Linked DNA regions of Homo sapiens: regions 1 and 3 are each linked to region 2. The links are chromatin contacts, found by Hi-C or POLR2A ChIA-PET in ENCODE. All regions are on one chromosome and are shown on one strand. The core of a region is the stretch at or near the end of the contact, and the rest is flanking DNA. Distances in the headings are between cores, read along the strand shown.

What was found. A loop is a pair of places that touch in the nucleus more often than their neighbours do. ChIA-PET counts read pairs that join two places held with the same protein, here RNA polymerase II (POLR2A). Pooled maps may share reads with other maps.
Region 1: a pooled map shows a loop between it and region 2 (4-fold over the local background). The contact joins the enhancer-like site here to the promoter of BANP in region 2. A Hi-C loop is called at or near these places in 2 of 168 maps with a recorded cell type or tissue (CD4-positive, alpha-beta T cell and naive thymus-derived CD4-positive, alpha-beta T cell), 11 of 37 single-sample maps with no recorded cell type and 16 of 50 pooled maps. POLR2A ChIA-PET finds 5 or more read pairs at or near these places in 3 of 52 experiments (K562, MCF 10A and WTC11).
Region 3: a map of CD4-positive, alpha-beta T cell shows a loop between it and region 2 (3-fold over the local background). The contact joins the promoter of C16orf95-DT here to the promoter of BANP in region 2. A Hi-C loop is called at or near these places in 2 of 168 maps with a recorded cell type or tissue (CD4-positive, alpha-beta T cell and naive thymus-derived CD4-positive, alpha-beta T cell), 5 of 37 single-sample maps with no recorded cell type and 12 of 50 pooled maps. POLR2A ChIA-PET finds 5 or more read pairs at or near these places in 2 of 52 experiments (CD4-positive, alpha-beta T cell and activated naive CD4-positive, alpha-beta T cell).

Annotation. Positions count from the first base shown.
Region 1 is chr16:87,406,376-87,409,075 of GRCh38, reverse strand. It overlaps ZCCHC14 (zinc finger CCHC-type containing 14), which reads left to right. Exons shown (of 13, transcript NM_015144.3): 13 at 1-2,700. Among named protein-coding and RNA genes, the nearest start is that of MAP1LC3B, 15 kb to the right of the region's middle. RefSeq lists enhancers at 935-1,374, 695-1,894. Within about 2 kb of position 1,320, at least 8 of the 41 ENCODE cell types and tissues checked have a DNase peak (open chromatin) inside an H3K27ac peak, as active enhancers do.
Region 2 is chr16:87,950,090-87,952,789 of GRCh38, reverse strand. BANP (BTG3 associated nuclear protein) reads right to left here and starts at 1,356. Exons shown (of 14, transcript NM_001386991.1): 1 at 1,275-1,356. RefSeq lists silencers at 861-960, 981-1,040, 1,071-1,190, 1,201-1,500 and enhancers at 789-1,431, 1,691-2,000.
Region 3 is chr16:87,316,111-87,318,810 of GRCh38, reverse strand. C16orf95-DT (C16orf95 divergent transcript) reads right to left here and starts at 1,302. Exons shown (of 2, transcript NR_135180.1): 1 at 1,089-1,302; 2 at 768-954. C16orf95 (chromosome 16 open reading frame 95) reads left to right here and starts at 1,419. Exons shown (of 7, transcript NM_001195124.3): 1 at 1,419-1,720. The coding sequence starts at 1,569. RefSeq lists an enhancer at 1,392-1,841.

The sequences.
Region 1 (2,700 bases), core at 71-2,570, 540 kb after region 2:
TCTGGTTTTGGTTAGGTAGTAATAAAAGTCCTCACTGTAGATCTCTAAATTTCAACCCACGGAAATGAAAGCCTTTTGTCTGAAATTTACGGACTTAAATCTTCAAGGTTAAAGGGAATTTTCTGCTCAAATAATACTCTTATCGAAAATGCTAAAGTCTTCAATGTTAAAATACTGATTGGTAAAATCTTGCAGTTGGGATTTTGCAGTTGGATATTTATTTTAAAAAAAATTATAATATTCAGACTATTCTTAAAATGGGACAATCAGCCTCATGAAAAATTGATGTAAATCAGAAGAATACCCTAGAATGAGGCCTTGTGATGTGAGCGTTCAATTTGAAGAGCAGTTCCTAACTTCATAGAAACTAAAGCAGAAAGTTGTTACATTTTTTTTATGACAGGCTTTTAGTAGAATTTTTTAGTTTTATTTTAGTTGAATTTTATTTCTATGCAATGCAGAATTAACAGACCTCTTCTCCTCATGGTACACAGTATTACAGTGTTGAAGTAATGGTGATGCTTATTACAACAGCTATTTAGGGGAATGTTACGTTGATCTCTTAAATTGTAAACACTACAAAATGTCAAAATAATGAGAACTGACACAACTTTGCCTTAAAGAGTACTAGACTGGACCTTCTCATATTACGTTTAAGGAAGACTTAGAGTGTTCATTGATGTTTACGATTTTAATATTTCTGAAGGCCATTACAGTGGCCTGGATATGTGCTGAAAGCCAAACTTTTAAATTTTTTGGTTTTTTTAAGCAAAGAAATATTTTAAATAAATCCTATTTCAACACTGAAATTGTTGAAAACCGTCTCATAACAAAAGGAAAAAACATTGGAATTTTTGTTTTAGTGGTCAGTATAGGGGAATGAAAGCGTCTGTTGTTACCCACGTAACTATTTTGATAAGTATTAGAGGTTAACCTTAAATCCAGCAAAACATTAAAACAGAAACTTTTCAACTTGGAGCCTGCCATTCAGCGTTGAGGTAGATGAGTTCCGACACTGTCACGGCTGTGTTCCCAGCAGCGAAGGCCTCTGCGGAGCTGCCAGTCGTCTTGAACGTGCATGGGCGGCGTGTGACATCTCCAGGGAGGCCGTCCGAAGTCGAGAATCGTCAGCTGTAAGTAGGAGCTACACAGCGCAGAGAAAATGGAACCACCCATCCGTGAGGCCTCTTTCCGGAGGGAGCCGCACACTTGGACTTGAGAGTTTGCCAGCAGCGAGCTCGGATGCATCTCTCCAAAAGCCACCAAGGTCGGCGCGTCTGAAGAGCGTTTTGCGGTCATCAGACTTCCTCATCTGAAAACACAGAACATACTGACCCTTTCAAGTACTTAGTCATTTTCCTGAAAGTGTGGTCTGTTTCAGAATGCTGTGGCAACCAGGTAGGTGTGGCACTGGCCATGTGCCACGTCTTTGCCCTTTGTAGTCTGTCAGATATTAAAGTTTCTAACCCTGTTTTTTTAATCTCCAAGAATGGGGAAAGTGGAATGTAGAGATGGAAGCAGAACGTGATGTTTGGATACAACAGCTATTTAATCCTTTTTTATTTTTTAAGCAAAACACTCAGTTTTCTACCTTATTTTCTAATGTTGATTTCATGGTAATACTGACAGTTGGAAGTGTTTAACATAAAAACTCATTGCTAAAGAGCACTGAGGAAATGGGAGCTAGCGCACTTGTAATAAAAATAAAGACAAAATATTTTCTTGAATGCATATATGTGATTGGGTATTTTAAAAACCAGTATCATCTGTCATCTCCAAAAGATTACAGGAGTCAGCTTGTTAATACAGTAGTGTTAGTAGGTTCTGTATTTTTAATTCAGTACTTAGAATTCTAGGTCCTTTATTGCCCAAAGTCAGCACAGTTAGTTTATACCACAGACTCTGTCTTGGGGCACAGTAGTGGGGCGGGGTAGTGACTTTGCCTAAACATCACCCAGCTGGAACAGAGGCTGAGCGGGGCTTTAGGCACTTGCCAGATGGGAACTGGGTTGCACCCTCCTTGCTCCCTGTCATTTTCTTGTCACTCTTCCTGCTTCCCAGTGTTTTATTTTATGCCTTGCTCGTTGTACATCATGATGACTGATGGTCTTCAAGGTTGTGAGGAAAGCCGTCTCCCTGCTTGACTCGACTGCTGTCCCAGAGGAGAGTCCTGTGCGACCTGAGCGGGGGTGGCTGCCATTTCCAGCATGCAGGTGACTTCCAAAGAATGAGTCAGGTGGCACTGAAAGCCATGGGTTCTGAAGAGGCGAATTTGTTGAAAAGTCCCAAGGGTCTGAATGAAAGCATCTTTAATCAACACTCAACACTCGCAATATTCTAGAAAACCATATACTGTGCTGGTTGAGGCCAAAGGTTAACATTGCTCCACTGTTCACCAAGGAAGGGGGCAGTGGCCATCCGCCGCGGCCTCACGTGCGTTGTAACAAGCCCTCATCACATGTGTGAGTCTTACGTGCACAAAAAGAGAAGGCTTTGGTACTGAAACTGGACACCTTGTGTACTCGATACCTTCACAGCTTCTATTGGACATATTTTCTTTTTAGGAATGAAGGAAAATTCTCCCATTTTTGAGCCATTCTTTTGTCAATTCTACAAAATTGCATGTAACTTTATAAATATTTTTAAAAGATATAGTTTTGTAAATATTTAATATTCCGCTAATTTGATTTTGAATTGTAA
Region 2 (2,700 bases), core at 107-2,606:
AAAAATAAAAATATTAACGCCAATGATGACAGAATCCAACATCGCAAGAATATATTCTTATTTTAATCGCCAGACACGGGAAGTGGACCCACATACAGAATTTTACCGCGTTTTGGTGTTTTCTTCTAGCACTGGATATCTGCGAGCTGCGTGTTAAATGACCAGATCCAGTTTTTATTTGACGTTTCCTGAGCTTACTCAGAACCACTCACTACTCCAAGTTATTTTTCTGTCCCCTAAGAACTTCCAGCTAAAAGTGAACCCTACAACTGCCTCCTCTTATCAATTATTTACTGTAGTGCGAGTTCCAGCATCGCCATCAGGCCCTGGAGTACATTCCTGGGCAGAACAGGCAACTCCAAACAGGGCAATTACCTGTTCCACATCAACAACTGTGTGACCCGGGCCCTCCCCGGTCAGGGTGCAAGCTCGCTACCCTTCAAAGCCCACACTCGCTCCACTTGCTCACAGTTCTTCAGGGATGATGTATTTCTCCAATAGCAAGACAACCCCTACCATCTCATCAGTGAAAAACATCAGTCCTCTATCAAGGCAATCTCTCCAATTTGCTCACACAGTGTGGATGGAATGTCATCTACTTTCTGCATCCTAGGGGGGAAAAAGAAAACGGCCACCTTCCTTAAGGACTAGATCACAGAAATCGCACAAACGTGCTGGGGAGGGGGCACCCCGAGGTCCTCGTTCATCGGGGCCCCTCGGGGGACGGGCTGGGGTCGTCGCCGAGGTCTGCGGTCCCCGAGAGCGCCCCTTGCGTGTGCAAGTCCTGGGCTATGGGGCTCCGGTCCACAGCCACGGAGGAGGCACAAAAACGATGCCTGTCGCTCCCGCCTGGCTGGCAGGAGCGACCCCCTTGGGAGACTTCGGGCCCCAGAGGAGCCCGGGCGCGGTTCTAGGCCTTTCCAGTCTCCCCGCCGTGGCTCCGGGTCCTTCCCGCGGGGCGAGGCCCGGGACAGAGGTCGGGAGCGCGAGGCCCCCGGGCCGGGCTGCGGCAGCCGCGGCTCAACGGACGCCGGGCGCGGTGGGGCCGGGGGTGCGGAAGCGAGGAAGCGGGAGCCCCTCTTCCGGGGCGCGGCCGGGGACGGGGAGCGGGGCCCGGGGGGCGATCGCCCGGCCCGGGCGGTTGGCGGCGGCGGGGCTGCGGCGCGGGCGGCCCGGCGGGCGGGAGGAGGAGGGAGGAGGGAGATCTCGCTCTCGCTCTCGCCCCGCGGGAAGGGGGAGGCGGAGGCGCGACCGGCTGCGGGAGCTGCAATTACCGTGTGGGCTGCGGAATTCTCGTGGTGTTTGTCGGGGAGATGCGATAATGGCGTCCGTCCTCGCGAGAGAAGCCGCCGCTCTGCGCAGGCGCCGCGAGCCCCTCCCCGCGACGCTCGGCCCCCGCCCTCCGCGCAGGCTCACTGGGCGCGCGGGCCCGGGGGCGGGGCACCCCTGTGGCAGTGAGGCCAGCTGCGCGCGCTTTTCCCGCTCGGCCTCCTGGTGAGCATGCGCAGGCGGCCTTCTTCCGCGACGGTACCGGCTTCCCAGGGCTTTTTTCCCCCCGTTTTTCGCCCACGCCCATGGCCTGCGTGAGAACAATCACCTCAGTGGACGGTCTGAGGAATTTGCATCTTCTTTGAGACGGAATGAATACGCATTAGCTCCCTCAACTACTACACCTCCCAGGGTGCCCTGCGCAAGCTGGGAGCCATGCATTCGGGGACTCGTAGTCCCTGCGTCTGGGCCATGCCTGCCGGGACTTGTAGTCTCTCCGGACTCCGGTGGCCCGTCCTGTCCCCGCACCAAGGGTTGCTGGGACTTGTAGTTACGATGTCTCAGGTGGGCTGTGCGCCCCCAGCGGGTCCTACCTGCTGCTGCGGCGGGTCCTGCCCTGAGGTTCCGGAGCGCTTGGTGGCGTTTTCCCTGACATAAGTGGTCAGGGGTCCCCAGTGTCTATCCAGAGGGGCCTGAGTGCACGCGCGCGGGACTTAGCACACGCGGCAGTGATTATGGTCTTAGATAAGTCCTATAGGTAACACATAATATAAATAAGTGATGGCGGCCGGGCACGGTGGATCACGCCTGTAATCTCAGCCCTGTGGGAGGCCAAGGCGGGCGGAACACCTGAGGTAAAGGGTTCGCGACCAGCCTGGCCAACATGGCGAAACCCTGTCTCTACTAAAAATACAAAATTATGCCGGGCGTGGTGGCGGGCGCCTTGTAATCCCAACTACTCGGGAGGCTGAGGCAGGAGAATCGCTTGAGCCCGCGAGTCAGAGGTTGCAGTGAGCCGAGATCGCGCCACTGCACTCCAGCCTGGCGACAGAGCGAGACTCTGTCTCAAAAAAAAAAAAAGTGATGACGTGAATGTGCACACGTAGAATAAATGTGCAAATGTGCGTTTGTGGGTAATCACAGGAAAAAATTCCCAAACCATAGCGCAGTTCCCAGAAATGTCATTCCTGGTTATCTCCCTCTGCTAATCTAGGATTACCTTGCCTTTCATTTTCTTCTTTATACTCGCCTCTGTTTCCTCAATTATTTGCAATGAGCAAGAATGCCTTTGAGCTCCCAAACACAGGGCGAGGCAGCTATTTTCACTGGGAAAAAGAAAATGCTGGCCGGGCGCGGCGGCTCACGCCTGTAATCCCAGCACTTTGGGAGGCCGAGGCGGGTGGATCACGAGGTCAGGAGATCGAGACCATC
Region 3 (2,700 bases), core at 53-2,552, 630 kb after region 2:
CCAGTTTGCCAATGTGGTTTTATCAATTTCATGAGCCATGTATGAGGGTTCCAGCTGTGACATCCTCGACAAACTAGGTATTGTCAGTCCTTTTAATTTTAGCCATTCTTGGGTGGGTGAGGGCAGTGAAGAGCTATTCTTGACATGGAATGACAAGACCTAGTGTGCCCGAGGTGAAGGCCTGAGCGTCCAGGGGAGCATGAGCCTGTCTTCTATGCCCTGCTGTGCTATGGCAGTGTTTCAGTGTGCTCTGGAGGAAAACAGCAGAGAAGCCGAGTGCTCCAAAGTGGGCAGAAATGAGACAGGCATAATGTGCTAGGCTAATGGTGACTCTTGGAATTTTGTCATTAGCTACAAAGAGGGCAGTGACATGATTTACACACACACACGGGGTGGGGTATCTGAAATATTAGGCAGCTAGTATGGCAGGGGCACCGTCTAATCAGCATGGATGCTGGCCAGGAGAGGACATGTGTATGTGCTGGCTGGAAACAGTCCTGCTCATAGGTCACGATCTTAATGATTAAATAACAAGGCAAGAAATCCGAGAGGGCAGTGCCTGGGAGCACCCTGTTTGCTCTGTGGCCAGAACGCAGCACACTGAAGTATTGCCCATCAGGGTAAGAGGTGCTCGTGATGGTTTGGGCAAATACAAATATTAATCCAGAGTATTTGAGTCTACATGAAAATACTGAAAAGTGAGGGAAGACCCAACCGTTTCCAAGAAATACAAATTGGAACTGGCGATAACTTAAAGAACATAATCAGAGAGGCAGAGGGCATTGGGTTTTACTAAAATATGAAGACATACGTCCTGTCTCCACGTCAGCAACTGCCCAAAGTACACGCGTTCCAGCGAAAAGAGCGGGTGGGGTGGGGAGGCTCAGGGCCAGCCAGAGCTTCGGTGCTTGCACGCCCAGGCCTCCGGGTGACGACTGCTTCCAATTCCGCGCCCTTTAAACCCCATGTTGTTAAAAAAAAAAAAAAAGAAAGAAAACCTATTTCTCTAAAAGTCACGATTCGAGCCCCACCTGAGGACGCAGCGATCCAGCGCCAACTCATTATCTGAGATAAAGGAGTGATTTTACCAGAAGCGCCTATGCAAGACGCAGGGCCCCGCGCGGGCTGCTCCCACCTCTTTCTCTCCTTGCAGGCTACCGAGACCCTGGCTGGGGCGGCCGGCGGCCCCTCCGGCCCATCCGTCGGAAATGATGAGTGGCTCCAGTGGCCGGGGTCCGCAGGACCTACCCCAGCGGGCATGGCGGGAGCCCCGCAGCCCCACACAGCCGCGCTCTGAGCCGCTGACCCCGCGTCTCTCGTGAGGGACCAATCAGCTGCCAGCTAAGGTCACATACCTAGAAGGCCAATTTTGATTGGCTGGGCGCGGGCTAGTCAGCGGGACGGGCGGGCGCGCGGGCGTTGTTGGGCTCCTCTGAGCGGTTGAGGTTGGGGCTGGGGTTGAGCTCGGGTTGGGTTCCTCCTGGGGCAGGAGGGAAAGGCGGGAGCCAGGGCGTCAGGGCCTGCGGACGATGTGTGTGTGAAAGGGCGCGTCAGCCATAAGAAGCCATATGCGTGCGAGCCGGTCCCCACCGTCCCCGCGGCGTTGTCACCATCATCATGAGGCCACTGGAGCAGCCTCAGGCGCTGCTGCCGGGGGGCCGGGCGCGGGGTGCGTCGGGCTCTGCAGGTTGGCACTCACACCCAGCGCGCAGGATGGCAGGCAAGTGAGTCCTGAATCCTGCCCGCGGCTACCCGACACCTCGCCTGTGAGTTCCCGGCCCGGCATTGCTCCATGACCTATGCACAGGCAGAACTCTTGACCGCCACCCACAGGAACCTCACTTACATTGGCTTAACAAAAACGCAACTGATGGTTCCACATAACTGAAAATGTCAGAAGTAGGCCTTCAGGCATGGATGTATCCAGGTACACATTGACCATGGTCCTGGAAGGTTTCTCTCCATCTCTCAGCTTCCTTCCTTTTTGCTGGCTTCCCTTGTGGAGGCAAGATGATCACCAGGACCTCCTGAGGTTTACATGTTATCAGATTATCAACCTCAACAAAAAGGAGATTCTTTTTTTTCCCAGCTTTCCAGGCTGGGCAGTGGTGAGTTTGGCCCACCTGAACTACAAGGACTGAGATGGCTGTGGCCCCCCCCCTCCCCACCAGGAATATAGCAGTGCTGTCATTACCAGAAGGGGCCTCGGATGCTGTGGAGGGCAGTGCCCCATCCTCTGTTTTCAAGCATTATCTGGGAGAGTTGATGCGTGAACCTATTACTCTCACAAAAATAGCAATAATAATAATGGTTATTATGACAATGAAACCCAAAAACACTTATATCGCTCTTACGGTTTCCACATACAAAGCACTTTGACCCACTACTGTCAGGGAAGCAGGGCTTTGCACCCACTGGAGACGCTTCATCCAGCCAACATTCAAGCAGTTTGTTGGGGAGTGGAACAGGGAAGAGCCACACAGGCTGTGTAACCCCAAGTGCTTTGTCATCCCAGAGACAAAGCACCCGGGTTTTTATAGTGGAAGGAGGTTCATTAATGGACAGTTTGACGATGTTTTTTCTTCAGTATTTCAGTAAGTTGAGGGTGTCTGACAGATCATCCTAGGTGATGTGATTGGCAGCTACATGTCTTGGAAAGTTCTCAGCAGGTTGGAATGCTCCTGTCTTTTCTGATGCTCC